Regions from separate parts of the Homo sapiens genome. Here region 2 is linked to region 1. A link is a contact called in ENCODE Hi-C or POLR2A ChIA-PET data. All regions are on one chromosome and are shown on one strand. The core of a region is the stretch at or near the end of the contact, and the rest is flanking DNA. Distances in the headings are between cores, read along the strand shown.

Evidence for each region. Hi-C counts contacts between places; a loop is a spot of excess contacts on that map. ChIA-PET counts read pairs that join two places held with the same protein, here RNA polymerase II (POLR2A). Pooled maps may share reads with other maps.
Region 2: POLR2A ChIA-PET joins it to region 1 with 10 read pairs in H1. The contact joins two enhancer-like sites. A Hi-C loop is called at or near these places in 1 of 168 maps with a recorded cell type or tissue (psoas muscle) and 1 of 50 pooled maps. POLR2A ChIA-PET finds 5 or more read pairs at or near these places in 7 of 52 experiments (A673, H1, PC-3 and 4 more).

What each region holds. Positions count from the first base shown.
Region 1 is chr10:73,555,270-73,557,904 of GRCh38, reverse strand. All of the region lies in intron 4 of USP54 (ubiquitin specific peptidase 54), which reads left to right. Among named protein-coding and RNA genes, the nearest start is that of USP54, 35 kb to the left of the region's middle. Within about 2 kb of position 1,309, at least 2 of the 41 ENCODE cell types and tissues checked have a DNase peak (open chromatin) inside an H3K27ac peak, as active enhancers do; they include psoas muscle, where a contact is called at or near this core.
Region 2 is chr10:73,646,342-73,648,976 of GRCh38, reverse strand. It overlaps SYNPO2L (synaptopodin 2 like), which reads left to right. Exons shown (of 4, transcript NM_001114133.3): 4 at 98-2,635. The coding sequence ends at 2,259. Among named protein-coding and RNA genes, the nearest start is that of MYOZ1, 6.2 kb to the right of the region's middle. RefSeq lists an enhancer at 563-1,266. Within about 2 kb of position 1,321, at least 21 of the 41 ENCODE cell types and tissues checked have a DNase peak (open chromatin) inside an H3K27ac peak, as active enhancers do; they include psoas muscle, where a contact is called at or near this core.

The DNA of each region.
Region 1 (2,635 bases), core at 60-2,559:
TCTCAAAAAAAAAAAAAAAAAAAAAAGAATAATAGCTCTTTAAATCCTTCTTGAGCTGGTCTTGATGTGGTTAGTCACTGAACCCATTTATTTGATAAATAACCCATTTATTCTCCTTTTGAGAATAAAACTTCCTCAGGCCTGTAATCCCAGCACTTTGGGAGGCCAAGGTGGGTGGATCACCTGAGGTCAGGAGTTTGAGACCAGCCTGGCCAACATGGTGAAACCTTGTCTCGACTAAAAATACAAAAATTAGCTGGGTGTGGTGGCATGCGCCTGTAGTCCCAGCTACTCGGGAGGCTGAGGCAGGAGAATCGCTTGAACCCGGGAGGTGGAAGTTGCAGTGAGCTGAGATCGCGCCACTGCACTGCAGCCTGGCGACAGAGTGAGACTCCGTCTCAAAAAAAAAAAAAAAAATTAGCCAGGTGTGGTGGGCGGCACCTATAGTCCCAGCTACTTGGGAGGCTGAGGCAGGAGAATCACTTGAACCTGGGAGGTGGTGGTTGCAGTGAGCGAGATTGCGCCACTGCGCTTCTGCCTGGGTGACAGAGCAAGACTCCATCTCAAAAAAAAAAAAAATTGAAGAAGTTTGTGTGCTAATTACCCTGTCCCCTCAAAAGCCCCAAATTTATTCTATCTCATATCACTAAAATATTTTTTCTGACCTAAGTTACTGTTATGCCTGTAGCCCAGTGGTCTTATTTATTATTCACAATGAATCTACTCTTACACCCCTGGCCCCCAGGGTATGACTTGACTTTGGTGTTGGCTTATTTATTTATCTCTGTTCAGGATAGGAAATCCGTCCTCTGTATTTAGTGTGCCACAAAGATTTTGTTCTTCCAGGGATTGTACTAGAGGCTTTGCAGTGCCAGGATGTAGGACAGAGTGTTTTTTGTTATAGGCAAAGCAGAATGTGCATTGATTGATTAAATTAAACAAATCTTCTCAATTAGTGATTTTTCTTTTAAGAATGCTAGTATAAGGCATAAAAGCCTGGGAATGGTGCTGGTAGAGGGTGGGTGGGGAGGAAACAGAATTTCGTATATAAGGTATCCTGTAATATCTATATGTGGAGAGCGGTTAGACTGTTCTAATGGGGCAGGAAGGTATGTGTTTTACTCGTAGTCCACTTGTTAATTGGGGGAAATGTGAGAATTCAAGGAATCTCTAGTATTTTTCAAGTTATACCTTATGCCTGTTTCTCTGTTGTGTACTGAAGCATAAGCACAGAGAATAAAATGATATAAGAAATTACTCAGCCCGGGCGCGGTGGCTCATGCCTGTAATCCCAGCACTTTGGGAGGCCGAGACGGGTGGATCACGAGGTCAGGAGTTGAGGACTAGCCTGGCCAAGATGGTGAAACCCTGTCTCTACTAAAAATACAAAAATTAGCCGGGCGTGGTGGCAGGTGCCTGTAATCCCAGCTACTTGGGAGGCTGAGGCAGAGAATTGCTTCAACCTGGGAGGTGGAGGTTGCAGTGAACCGAAATGGTGCCACTGCATGATTGTTGCCTGGGTGACAGAGGGAGACTCTGTCTCAAAAAAAAAAAAAAAAGAAAAAAAAAGAAATTACCCATTGTTCATTATTAATCCATTCCTTTCTTTTGCAGATTGTAGAAATGGAAGGTTCTTCATTGTTCTTTAGTCACAGCCACTATCAGAGAAGAGAAAACTCATTATTCTGAACTGATTCTTGAAACCAGGAAATTAGATTTCTAGTATATTCCCTAGAAATTTTAGCTGGTAATAAACAGCTCTCACATAAGGAAGTATGTCCTTATGTCTAATCCAAATATCATCTACTTGAGTTAACTTCATTGTTTTGATCACCTATGTATGAATATGAGCATATTTATATGGTCCTTTGATCATCCTTCCCTTAGTTTTAAGTTCCTATTAGACTGTGACTGGTTTAAATATTCTCAACTAATTTATCCATTGGCAAAACTTGAATAGTATAAAATGAATGCTTCAGCTTTTTTTTAAAATTTGGAGTTCAGAATTGTATATGATATTCAAATAGAAGGGGTACGACTGCAAGGAAACATGTAGTGAATCATCATGATTCTTTCCTTGCCAGAATTTATGGCAGATCCTACAGTTTAGACAATCTCAAAACCTTGTGCATATCCAGAAGGGTGTCCCCTTTCAGTTTTTCCTGTGGGGTAAGTGGTTATGTATTCTCAAAATTTGATTTGAATACTGTTGGTAATTTATAAGAGTCTTGCAGTTTTGATCTTGGCAAAAATTAGTAAATTGACTACTGTATTTTATAAAACCTCAACATTAGCTTATTATTTCTCATTAAAAGCAATACCTTTCTGTGGCGAATTTGGCCCATCTCTGTCTCTGTCCATTGTCTTGAAGTCTTGGTGTTACTGTTTATCTGTGTCTCTTGTCTTTGTGCATATGTGAGTTGCCTCTATTTTGCATAGCTGGTAGCAGGAATGAGTGTGATATGTAGCTTATGATTGTCTTTAACCTCACCATTGCAAGTCCAAAATATTGTTATGAACAGAATGCAAATAAAGTCTTAAAGTTATGAGGTGATATGGTATTGATAATTGACTTTAATTTAAAGAGACTGGTAAAGGATAGGTATGTGCTTTTCTAATTGAGAGTCCAGAAGGT
Region 2 (2,635 bases), core at 72-2,571, 91 kb before region 1:
GAGGGAGCTTGCTGGGATGGGGGGTGAAAGCCTTGGGGAACAGGACTAAAAGAGGCTGGGAAGCCCCCCTGACCATTTTACCTCTTGGCCTCCCCAGAACTGCAACGTGCAGAGAGCCTCCAAGAGAAGAGCATAAAAGAGGCCAAGACCAAATGCAGGACAATTGCATCCCTGCTCACTGCAGCCCCCAACCCCCACTCCAAAGGGGTACTTATGTTTAAGAAACGGCGGCAGAGAGCCAAGAAGTACACCCTGGTGAGCTTCGGGGCTGCTGCTGGGACAGGCGCTGAGGAGGAGGACGGCGTTCCCCCCACGAGTGAGTCCGAGCTGGACGAAGAAGCCTTCTCTGACGCCCGCAGCCTCACCAATCAATCTGACTGGGACAGTCCCTATCTGGACATGGAGCTTGCCAGGGCGGGCTCAAGAGCATCAGAGGGCCAGGGCTCTGGGCTGGGAGGGCAGCTGAGTGAGGTCTCTGGGCGAGGGGTGCAGCTCTTTGAACAGCAGCGCCAGCGCGCAGACTCCAGCACCCAGGAACTGGCACGGGTCGAACCAGCAGCCATGCTCAACGGGGAAGGCCTGCAGTCACCACCTCGGGCCCAGAGTGCTCCCCCAGAGGCAGCTGTGCTCCCACCCAGCCCCTTGCCGGCGCCTGTAGCCAGCCCCAGACCCTTCCAACCAGGTGGTGGAGCCCCGACCCCAGCTCCAAGCATCTTTAACCGGTCAGCCAGGCCCTTTACCCCGGGCCTACAAGGGCAGCGGCCAACTACCACCTCGGTTATTTTCCGGCCTTTAGCCCCCAAAAGGGCGAACGACAGCCTGGGGGGCCTCAGCCCCGCCCCACCCCCCTTCTTGTCTTCGCAGGGGCCCACCCCTCTGCCCAGCTTCACTTCAGGGGTTCCCAGCCACGCGCCAGTCTCTGGTTCCCCCAGCACCCCACGCTCCTCGGGCCCTGTGACAGCCACCAGCTCCCTGTACATCCCAGCCCCTAGTCGGCCTGTCACCCCAGGTGGAGCTCCAGAGCCCCCCGCTCCTCCTAGCGCAGCTGCCATGACCTCCACCGCTTCTATCTTCCTATCTGCGCCTTTGCGACCCTCTGCGCGCCCAGAGGCGCCTGCCCCAGGCCCAGGGGCTCCTGAGCCCCCCAGCGCTCGCGAGCAGCGCATCTCTGTGCCAGCTGCCCGCACGGGTATCCTGCAGGAGGCCCGGCGCCGGGGGACCCGGAAGCAGATGTTCCGGCCGGGAAAGGAGGAGACGAAGAACTCGCCCAACCCCGAGCTGCTATCGCTGGTACAGAACCTGGATGAAAAGCCTCGGGCCGGGGGTGCAGAATCTGGTCCTGAAGAAGATGCTCTGAGCCTCGGGGCTGAAGCCTGCAACTTCATGCAGCCAGTAGGGGCCAGGAGTTACAAGACCCTGCCTCACGTGACACCTAAGACCCCCCCTCCAATGGCTCCCAAGACCCCGCCCCCTATGACTCCTAAGACTCCACCCCCAGTGGCTCCTAAGCCCCCATCTCGAGGGCTCCTTGATGGGCTCGTGAATGGGGCAGCCTCTTCGGCTGGAATCCCTGAGCCACCAAGGCTGCAGGGCAGGGGTGGGGAGCTGTTTGCTAAGCGGCAGAGCCGTGCGGACAGGTATGTGGTGGAAGGTACACCTGGTCCTGGTCTTGGCCCTCGGCCTAGAAGTCCTTCTCCTACCCCGTCTCTGCCCCCTTCCTGGAAATATTCACCCAACATCCGTGCCCCGCCTCCTATTGCTTACAACCCACTGCTCTCTCCCTTTTTCCCCCAGGCGGCCCGAACTCTCCCTAAGGCCCAATCCCAGGGGCCTCGGGCAACACCCAAGCAGGGCATCAAGGCTCTAGATTTTATGCGGCATCAGCCCTATCAACTTAAAACTGCCATGTTCTGTTTTGATGAGGTTCCCCCGACTCCTGGCCCTATCGCCTCAGGGTCCCCCAAAACTGCCCGAGTCCAGGAGATTCGCCGGTTTTCCACTCCGGCACCCCAGCCCACTGCAGAACCCCTGGCTCCCACTGTGCTTGCCCCCCGAGCAGCCACTACACTGGATGAGCCCATCTGGAGAACAGAACTGGCCTCAGCCCCTGTTCCTAGCCCAGCCCCTCCTCCAGAGGCTCCCAGGGGCCTTGGGGCTTCTCCCAGCTCCTGCGGTTTCCAGGTAGCCAGGCCCCGATTTTCAGCCACCAGAACAGGATTGCAAGCTCATGTGTGGAGGCCTGGGGCAGGGCACCAGTGAACAGGCACAGGTCCCAGGACCAAGGAGAGGTGGAACATCCAGTTCCTAAAGTTGCTTCTCCTACCCTATCCCATCCCCTGTCACGCATCTGGAAGCTAAATTGCCTCCTGCCAGAGATGGTTTCCAAGTTGATGTCCCCTTCCCCCACCTTCCTCCTCACTCTCTACCTCCCTGCCGCTTTCCAACCAAGTATGTCTGCTTTGGTATCTTTGCCTCTCTTTGTCTCTGCATTTCCTTTCCTGGATCTCTGTCTTTATTTCCAGGCTTCTCCACCCATATTCCTCCACAGATCTCTCTTCCTTGACATTTGTGCTTTTCTCCCTGGGCCTCATTTTAATGTTCAGTGAGAAGTAAACAGAGCAGAAGTGACCACTGG